Linked DNA regions of Mus musculus: region 1 is linked to region 2. Evidence: chromatin loops called from intact Hi-C (ENCODE). Cell type or tissue: heart. All regions are shown on one strand.

Region 1 (5,000 bases), 300 kb after region 2:
GCAGCTGCCCACACATGCACATATCCACACATGTACACATAATTAAAAATTGTAGAAATAAATATCTAAAACATTAATGAACTTGTCTTCTTCCAGAAAAAAAAACTTTCTGTAGTATTTATTAAATGTCTCTAATTATTTCTCTCCTTCCTCTGGTAGAATCTTTTATTTTGGCGTTAAGACCTCAAAAAAGATAGTGCTAGGGCTGGAGAGATGGCTCAGTAGTTAAGAACATTGGCTGTTTTTCCAGAGGATCTGTTTTTAATTCCCAGCATCCATATAGTGGCTCACAACCATTTGTAACTCCAGCCCCAAGAGAACCAATGCCCTTTTATGCCCTGCATGCATTTGGTATACAGACATACACGCAAGTAAAATATCCACACACTCATACAAAAAAACTTTTTTTAAAGACTCAAGGCTAGAGAGAAGGCTCAGCAGTTCTTGTTCTTGAAGAGGACACATGTTCAGTTCCCATCACCCACATAGTGGCTTGCAACCTTCCAAAAACTCCAGGAGATCTGAAGCCCTCTTCTGACTCTCTAAGACCAGTCATGCACATGGTACATATACATATATGCAGACAAAATTTTCATATGCATAAAATAAATACATAACAAAGTCTCCTAGAATACTTTGTTGGCCTACCTAATTTTAGTTTGTACTTTACACCAGGCAACACAAATAAAATTTTCTTTTTCCTCACCTGAAATCACTACGTAGTCCAGGAGCATAAATAAAATTGAATTTCTCTTTTCTTCTCTCCCTCTTTTCCCTCCTTCCCTTCCTTCCTATTTGAGGTAGAATTTTACTATGCAGCTCTGACTGGACTGAAACTCACTATGTAGACCAGGCTGGCTTCAAAACTCAAGAGATCCACTTGCCTCTTCCTTCTGAGTTCTGGACTAAATGCATTTGCTACCAAGACTAGCTAAAATTGAACTTCATAAACACTAGATAGTCAGGAATACTGACTCACATTTGTAAATCCAACACTCAGAAGACAAGAGGAAGGAAGACTGCAATTGCAGTTAGCTCAAGGCTAGGCTGGGCTACTTAGTTGAGTTCCAGGGAAGACTGGACTTCAGGGCAAAACCCTTTTGCAGTATAATATTTGGGGGTTCCTGCCAACCTTAGATCATTTAGTTCCCAAATAAAAGATACAAACCCTTATATTTATAATAAGTCTTAAAGCATTAAAGCTGGACAGTTATCATCCCCTCTATGCTAATTTGTCTATTTCCCTGTCAGTGACTCTGAGATATCACTTGCCATATTCTACCTGGGCTGCTCCTACCCAACTGGCCTACCTCAGACCCAAGCCAGGCAACTGAAGCTCCACCTACCTCTCTTTTGCTCAGCTACAGGCAGTAGGCATCTTTATTCAACTGATAATTTTAAATTAAGGAGCAAGTTTTGCACACAAAAGAAAGCTGCCATATTGATAATTCATCCGTGTTGAGGTGACTAGAGCTTAGGACACAGAATTACAACACACAGCAACAGACCAAACCTCAACAAAAGCCGGTCTCAACAAATAAGCAACCAAGCAAATAGAAACTATATCAGAGACTGGCTGCACAAGCAAATTAATCTGATAGAACTGTTTCCAGGATAGGAAACAATTTTTTTGAAGGATATACAGAAAATTTAGATTTTCTTCCCCAGTAGTTAATCAAAAAACTAGGGGAGTGGGGCAGTCTAGTAAGAAACAGATAAATGTGGGGCTGGAGAAATGACACAGCAGTTAAAAGCACATATGATTCTTTTGCAGAGGACCTACACTCTATTCCCAGCACTCATGCCAGGCTGCTTATAACTGCTTGTAACTACAGCTTCAGAGAGCCTCCAGCTTGTAACTACAGCCTCTAATGCCTCTGGCTTTGAAGGCATCTGCACTCATATACCCATATCCCAAAGACACATGGAGGATCTCTGAGTTCAAGGCCAGCCATGCCTATAGTGACTTTGACCCAGGGCTACACAGAGAAACCCTGTTTCGATAAACAAAGCAAAATAATTACTTAATTAATTTAAAAAGCACACAACAGGCTCAGCAATTTAAAGAGTTTAGTGCTCTTGCAGAAGACTCAGGTTCAATTCCCAGCACAAATATCAGGTAGCTCAAACCACCTATAAATCCAACTTCAGGAGCCTAGGATTGCTCTCTGCCTCTGCCAGCACCAGCATACACATGGGGCACATAAATTCACACAGGTACACATACATCTACATAAATAAAAAACAACTAAATCTTTTAAAAAATTCAGCTCAACCCTCACACCACAATAAAATAAAACAAACCACTATTAAGGTGGAAGCCGGAGAACCAGGGGTTTAAGGCAAGCTTGGGCTACATGATGCCCTGTATCAAAATATCTATATCTAAGATCTGGAGAGATTGCTCCTCAGTTAAGATTGTACAGAGGACCCGAGTTCAGTTTCTATCACCCACATCTTTTGGTTCACAACTGCCTGTACCTCCAGCTCCAGGTGACCTGGTGCCCCTGGCTTACAAAGGCAAAATGTGCACATAACCGCCCCCCCCCAACTAATTAAAAATAAATCTTATTAAAAAAAAAAAAAAAGGAACGGAAAGAAAAAGCCAGGCATGTTGGTTAGGGTCCAGCAGTTGGGAAGTAGAAGCAAGAGGGTCAGGAGTTCAAGGCCATCCTCAGGTACATACTGGGTTGGAGGCCACCATGAACTTTTTTTAAAGATTTGTTTTTATTTTATGTGTATGGCTGCTTTGCTTGCACACATGTCTGTGGAACACATGTGTACCTGGTGCCTATGAAGACCAGAAGAGGGCATCAGATTCCTTGGAACTGGAGTGACAGGATGTTACAAACTATCATGCCCTTGCTGGGAACAGAATTTCCAGGTCCTCTGGAAGAGCAGCCAAGTGCTCTTAACCATTGAGATATCTCTCCAGCCCCAGCAAGAACTATATTAAGATCTTATCTCAGGAAGAAAGCAAAAACAAGACAAAACAAAATTACCAAGCAGGAAGACAAGGCAAATGCCTGATTCAGGTGGCTGAATATGAACACCAATCATGTAACACAGGCAGTCAGTATGTAAGTTACAAGCTATGTACTTTCACACAACCAACACTTGAGGTCTTAAACATTTTGCATACTTGTTGGCTGATTTAAATATAAACTTCATGTACTAGATGAGACAAGAAAACAGACACAGAGCAAAATCTTCACAAGAGAAATAAAATTCGTTAGGAAAAAGGCAATTTTTTTCTTGAAAAAATTGTTTTAAGCCTGTGGCTTAAAAATATTACAAAAACAGCATGAAAAAAAAATTCAAATGATCGAGAGTGACTGACTACATAGCAAATCAAAGTTAACGGAATAAAACAGACATTAGCAACCATCGGATAAACACCAACGTGGTCCTAAGCACTAGTTTTTGCAGAAACAAAATACGGTTGATAACAGTGGTACACCAACGGCTTACTTCTTTACTGCATTAACTTAGCCTGAACTGAGTAAGACCTCCTTTGGAAAACCAAGAAAACGACACCTTGAGTTACAGGGGAACAGCTCAGAGGTCATAAAAACATTTGAACTTATTGATAAGCAACTGCTTATTCACTTAAATAGCTCAACAACGGGCTAAGAAATGAGATCCACATCCAAATCATCAGAAGAAAACTACCACTCCTAAGAAGCAATTTAGGGGAGTGGTGAAGCTGAGGCGACTTGTCATTCTCTCCCATTATGGTCGCATCGATCCCGCCCACCGGCTTCCACCTCTCAGGGACTTAAACACACCGCGGCCGCGTCCCTGGAGCAGACAGCGGCTCCTGTTACCTCTGCTGGGAGGACCCCATCCCGGGAGCACTACCCGCTCGGCCCGGCTCCGTCTCCGGGAGGCCGAGCGAGTTAGAGTGAGAGTCTTTAAGCTCGGAGTCCCGTGAGGGTCAGGGGATCGTGACATCCCCCGGGATCTCCCCTCAAAGAACTGGACAGCATTCGGGGGATCCGGGCTCCCCTGGTTCTCCGCGTCACGCCGCCTCGGACCCGGTCCTCTCGCACCGCGGAGCGCCCTCCGCCGCGCCAGGATCGGGCGCCCGGTAGGGATCCCGCCGAGGGAGAAGGGCGGGCCGGCGGGAGCCCCGCAGCCGGAAGGGGCTTGCCTCGCAAGCTGGACGGCCTCCGGCCCGGCTCACCTTCAGGTCGTTCTCGGGAAGGTACTTGCACTGCCGCGCTATCTCCACATACTTGTCCAGATCCAGCGGCGCCATTTTAGGAAGAACAAGCCGCGGCGACAGCAGCGGCAGCGGCTGTAGTAGCGGAGGCAGCGGCGGAGGCCGAATCCGGAACCCTCCTTACGTCACGTCCGATCCGTGAGTGGCGTCTGCGAAGCGACGTAAAAGCCTGACCCGTTCCGCTCTCTCTCTCAGGCGGAATTCCGGGCCACGGATCTATCTCCAAGAGAACCCGGAGGTCCTTTTGATAAAACCTACTGGGACCCGTAGCTCTCTGCCGCGGGGCGTGCTGGGATTTGTAGTTTTAGTAAAATGCTCTTCCTTTCCTATCCTTGGCAACAGACTTCACCTCAAATGAGGCTTTTTCTAAGGAAGACCATGAAGTGGTTAACTAAGAATTCCCTGGCTCTCACTCCTACCCTGTAAAGTATCTTCAGTTAAAGTTAAGAGTTACTGTTACCGCCTTTCCAGGACTACTGAAGACCTGGCCTAGACAACATTTGAAACAAACTTAACACCACCGGTTCTCTGGCTGGGGGGTGGGGTGGGTGGTGGGTGGGGGAAGAAACAAACAATAAAGCATTTCTTATGCCACATTCTGTACAAATACTGGCACTTTTTTTTTCTCCTGTTCAATTCTTGTAAGACTGTAAGAATGCAAAGTTTGCATGTGTTATTTGCCCCAAAATCTCAAAGGAAACAGAAAAGATGGATCCTAGACTGAAAAACAGGCTACTGACTTAATCCGGTGAGTTCCAGGAGGGGGCCGGAAAGG
Region 2 (5,000 bases):
TCCCGACCGGATGCCCGGCCAACTAGATCCACACATAATACACATCTTTAGGGCTCACACGCTTTGAAAACATCACCATTTGATCACTATCATATCAAATTAATCAGGCTCTCTTCTACGCAGGCTTTCCTTTTAACTAGCTTAAAAGAAACTAAAGATGTACTGAATTAACGATGAATGTTTAATGAATTTATACGGTTATGAAGCACCAAATCCAACTCAAGATTTCTCTTCTGTGCGTCCCCACTCATTCACCAGAATCTCGGGGACCTATTTTCAGGTTGCTTTCCCCACACCTGCCAGGTCACTGTCCTGATTGAGAAACTTCTTGCCAAAGCAATTAATTTTTAGTGCCTCCTAACTGTCCCCAGTGTTTGCATTCAATCTGAAATCTGTTACTTGTTAGACACTGTTCGGGTCCTAGATCTTCCAGAGAATTGCGCGTTTATGGCGCAGAGAGGGGAGGAGGCAGGGATCTCTGAGAGCCTGCCCTTTATTCGGAAATGAGGAGATGTGAAAGGTGGAAGGCAGGGCAAATAAATAAATAAATCGGGTTTGCCGCGGGAGCGTTGGCCTGCCGCAACGAGCACCCTTTGTAATGCAGGCCTCCCGGGGCTATCGCCTGCGCTAATTGCTCCAGGGCGCTTTCCAAGTTCAAAAGTTCACCTTTTACGACCTCACAAAAGCTCCTTACACTTTACCAATAAAAACATTCCGCCGCAAACACCGAGGGGGGGGGATATCAAACAGAAACAAATAAAACATTGAGCCAGGGAGGGAGCGAGAGCCAGCCCGGAGGAACCTGAGGACTGGGCTGGGAACAAGGGGACGCAAGCGGCCGGGCCAGGTGAGGAATTCTCAGCACCCCGGAAGAGATAGGCTGGGCGGCGCGGGAAGCGTCCGGCAAACGCCGGGAAAAGGCAGGTGTCCCGGTGCCCCAGGATCCCGCTGGAGACCTGAGCCAGCAGAAAGTCGTCGCCTAGAAGAATGAGTCTGAGTAAAGGAAGGCCAGGGGACAGGAGTGAGCACCGAGGTCCGAGAAGGACCATTACCGGTCTGCCCAGAGGCGGAGGCTCACGGGCTGGGAGGAAGCTCGGGACAGTGGAGGAGGAAAACGCTCCAGGATAGGTGCAGGGCGCAAAGGTGTGGAGTCTGCGAGCTCCCTGGTGAAGGAAGAGAGGGTGCTCCGTGCACCAGGGCCTCCTGGGGGAGGAGAAAGGGTTGGCGCAGAGGGGACGGGGGGAGGGGAGGGTCCGAGCAGAGGGGACCGGGGACCCTGCCTGGAGAGTGCGAGCCCAGGGTGGAGTCCTCACTGAGGAGCTGCCCGGCATCCCGGAGCTAGAGTCAGCTTAGAGAAAGAGGGGGTCGCGGGCGTTGGCACCGCCCGGGCTCAGAAGGCCCCTTACCCACCGTTGCGCGGCGGCGGAGGGAGCGCGGCGGGCGGCTCCAGGAACCCCGCCGAGCCCCCGCCGCCTCCCCCTCCGCTAGGTGGCCGTTCGTCCCGCTCCATGCGGCGGTGCTCAGGGCCCTCTCGGGCTTCGCTGCTCCGCCATGACTTGCGCCTTCGTAGTCGTCGTCCTGGTCTTCCACGGGGGGAGGGGGCTGTCAGGGGCCGGCAGGCTCTCGGCCGCCGCACTCTCTGGGCCCCTGAGCCGCCCGGCTCCGCGCCCCTCCGCGCCGCGCCCCCTCAGCACTGGCCAGCTCCCTCCTCTGACGTCACGCGCCGCTGCCACGCACATGCCCGTGAGGAATTCTGGGAAATGTAGTCCTCCCAACGAGGCTGCCCACACGGGACTCTACCAAATAAAGGGGTGATGGAAAAAAAACAGGAAGACCTAAGTAGGGAGAACCCAAACCTATCACTATTACAAACTCTAATAAAATTTCTAATATATTAATATAATAAACGGCTATGTCAGAGTTTTCTCTCTATTGTAACTTATTCGTGATCATAGTGCTCTATGATTCCAACTATTTCCCCACACTAATAATGAGCCTTTCCAAGGAGGCGTATCCACCGGGAACCGGGTGAGCACGTGCAACCAAGCCCAGCCCTGTGGGGGAAGGCCCCAGGGGGCGGGGTGTGTAGGTACTCATGAGGGCTTTCCTCCCGGGCTGAGCGACAAATTGGACCAGAGATTAAAGGACCCGAGTTTAACCCGAGGTGACTGCGTTCGTATGCAAATAGAATCTATACAACTCTGCTTTCCGGAGAAGTGTTTAAAGCCCCTTTACCTCCGGGTGGGCGGGAAAGATTAAAGTTTCTCTTCCTCCTCTTTCATTCCCCGCACCCTGCCCATAGAACAGATGGACAAACTAAGATCACTTCCACTGATGCCACCAAAGAAAACTTGAGACCCCTGACTCCTTGTGTCTTAAAGAGTTCTGTTTTAAGAATGTCCCTTTCCCGGAGTGTTCCCCTTCCCACTCCTGTTCAGTATACCTGTCTCAAAAATGAGAGGTGTAATAAGAATCGGATCCAGTGATAAGAGACCAACTCTCACATACACGCTATCGCCTCAGTTTACAGAAGTTCCCACCAAATAAAATCCTGGATTTTCTCCCCTTCCTCCTCCAGGGCCCACCTCCCGCTGCCACCAGGTGGCGCGCGGCCATGGGGCTCTCAGGATTAGGGGTGGTGGTGATTTTCAGAAATGCCCCGCGCGCGTTCTCTCTCTCTCTCTCTCTCTCTCTCTCTCTCTCTCTCTCTCTCTCTCTCTCTCTCTCTCTCTCACACACACACACACACACACACACACTACACAACCCGCGCACACACACACACACACACACACACACACACTATACAACACACACACCTCCCTTAGGAAAAGACTTATTAAGTTTCAGTCTAGAACTTAAATGCTATCTAGCTTACTATAAATCAAAGAACTCTGGTGCTTTGCTGGGCTTTCCTCTAATGGGCCGTATCGAAGCGGTTTCATTCTGTCACTTCATTCTGCCCCATGTGCCCCTGGAATCCTCTGGCTCTTGTGAGTCATTCTTTACTTAATTGTTTAGAAGTCTTTACTTGGCTTATGAAATCTAACCTGTTCCGATTCCTGCCCACGTTGCTCCCATGCCTCTTCCCTTACCTGCTATTGAGAAGGCTCTGCCAAGCCTTCCTGCACTTTCCATTATCAATATTAATTGGCCTGGTCCATCCTTAGTCTGTGCCAGCAGCTGTTATGAGAGATTGACACTAATGCTGTGTGGTTTAAAGCTCCCACACCTGTTCATTGAGGTAGCTCTGATATTGGTGCTCTCACATACAAATGAAGTGGCACAAAAGTTGATGTCCGTTATATACTCAGTGGATCAGAAAGCCGAAATGCCTCTATAAAGTCTTTAACTCATCTTTCTAGATCCTTTTCTTCAGTAGCACCTTCCTTATACCTCCCATCAAGGGACAACTGGGTCCCTCTGTATTCCCAGATGGCCCTATCTAAGTAGACTGTAAGAAATGATCTTTTTTTAAAAAAGATTCATTTATTTATTTTATGTATATGAGTATACTTATACACTGTAGCTGTCTTCAGACACACCAGAAGAGGGCATCAGATCCCATTACAGATAGTTGTGAGCCACTATGCAGTTGCTGGGAATTGAACTCAGGACCTCAGGAAGAGCAGTCAGTGCTCTTAACCACTGAGCCATCTTTCCAGCCCCAAGAAATGATCTTGAAGTGGTTATGTCTTTGACAAGGGTTCTGAGCTTTCCCAAGGCCAGGGAGCAGTGTTCTGCAGCAGGCCCCTGGAATATAAGATGAGTCCTTTGTGTCGTGGGGAAGAAAGCCTTCTTCAGCTCTGGATTCTGAAATGTGCCAGGATCGCATAGCCTTCCCAGAGCCAGAGTTCCCCTCAATCACAGGCTCCTGGTGCAGAAGAGTCCTCTTCCCCGAATGCTCTTCCCTGGAAAGCCAAGTGGCTCTGCAGACATCTTGTGCCTGAGGTTTGAAAAGTGGATGAAGATTGCACATCAACTCAGAGAGGAGTTCAACCACATCCTCAGCTCCTGGTAATAACTCTTGATTCCTTTCAGCTCTGAGCTCCCTCCTTGCCAAAACCAGCCAATCCCTTTACTCACTCCCGGTTATCTCCTCTGCTGCTAGTTAGCATGTGGTACACACTAAATAGGCATCCACTAACAGTCCAGCACCCACACTGGGTCTTTTTTTTTTTTTTTTTCTAATTTCTTGACATTTTCCTAACAACCCTGAGAAGTGCCCTCTGCTCTGAGTTTACAGTTGTAGAGACAGGTTTACTAAGACCGATTTAAAGGGCTCTCAGTATTTACAGGGAAGACAGAAGAAATGGAAAGGAATATATCGAAAGGAATATATCTAAGGATGAGGATTAGTCTGAAGGAGACTCATCCTGAGGTCCTGAGGCTAGAGGCAGACGTTAAAAACAAGTCAAGTATGGGCCTCATCATGGAGTCCTTACCCTTCAGTGAATGATGTAGACATAAATCAAGTAATTGCATGAGTGCTATAGTTAGGAACTGTTAGGTATGCCAGATGGGCTGGGGTTGGAGTGGGGTGGGGGCAGGGTGATGGGATTTTTGAGATAGAAAGCACCCAAAGTGGGGTGGTCTAGCATGAGTGAGCCAGCCTAGGTGAGAAGACTGTGGAAGTAACAACACAAACCAAGGTCCTAAGGCCTTAGGGACTTGGTTCATTTGAGCTGTGGGTTATTCATGGTGATAGGATGTTGTCGGAGGACACCATATGTTGTCCAGAGGGCACAGAGCTCCACCCGTGGTCTCTGCCTTGCTCTATCTAGCAGGGCCTGCCTTAAAGAGTCAGCCAGGCTGCCTGCATCCATGAGAAGACTAAGAAAGAGAGTTCCTTGTTGAATTTGTTTTAAGTACACTTTGTCTATATTTTGAAAAGATTGGAAGCATGTTACAAAACCTATAATTTAAAAAAAAAAATGAAAAAGGAAAGGAAAGTAGCTAATGAAGCTCTTCTTCAATTCTTGCCTGTAAGATGCTGGTGT

The links. Peaks named below come from ENCODE experiments on the same cell type or tissue, not always from the same donor. Only the 100,000 strongest peaks of a DNase experiment are listed, where the experiment ranks them.
Region 1: a loop joins it to region 2, with 2.7 times the contacts of the local background. A loop is called at or near these places in 1 of 42 quality-filtered maps.

Annotation. Positions count from the first base shown.
Region 1 is chr2:39,221,981-39,226,980 of GRCm38, forward strand. It overlaps Ppp6c (protein phosphatase 6, catalytic subunit), which reads right to left and starts at 4,369. Exons shown (of 7, transcript NM_024209.3): 1 at 4,187-4,369. The coding sequence starts at 4,261. In heart, a CTCF peak has its summit at 2,814 (motif pointing right); a DNase peak (open chromatin) is centred at 4,401; H3K4me3 peaks cover 1,772 bases; H3K27ac peaks cover 972 bases.
Region 2 is chr2:38,924,708-38,929,707 of GRCm38, forward strand. It overlaps Nr6a1 (nuclear receptor subfamily 6, group A, member 1), which reads right to left and starts at 1,754. Exons shown (of 11, transcript NM_010264.4): 1 at 1,411-1,754. The coding sequence starts at 1,510. In heart, CTCF peaks have their summits at 1,513 and 2,560 (motif pointing right); DNase peaks (open chromatin) are centred at 974, 1,714, 2,074 and 2,604; H3K4me3 peaks cover 3,011 bases; H3K27ac peaks cover 2,253 bases.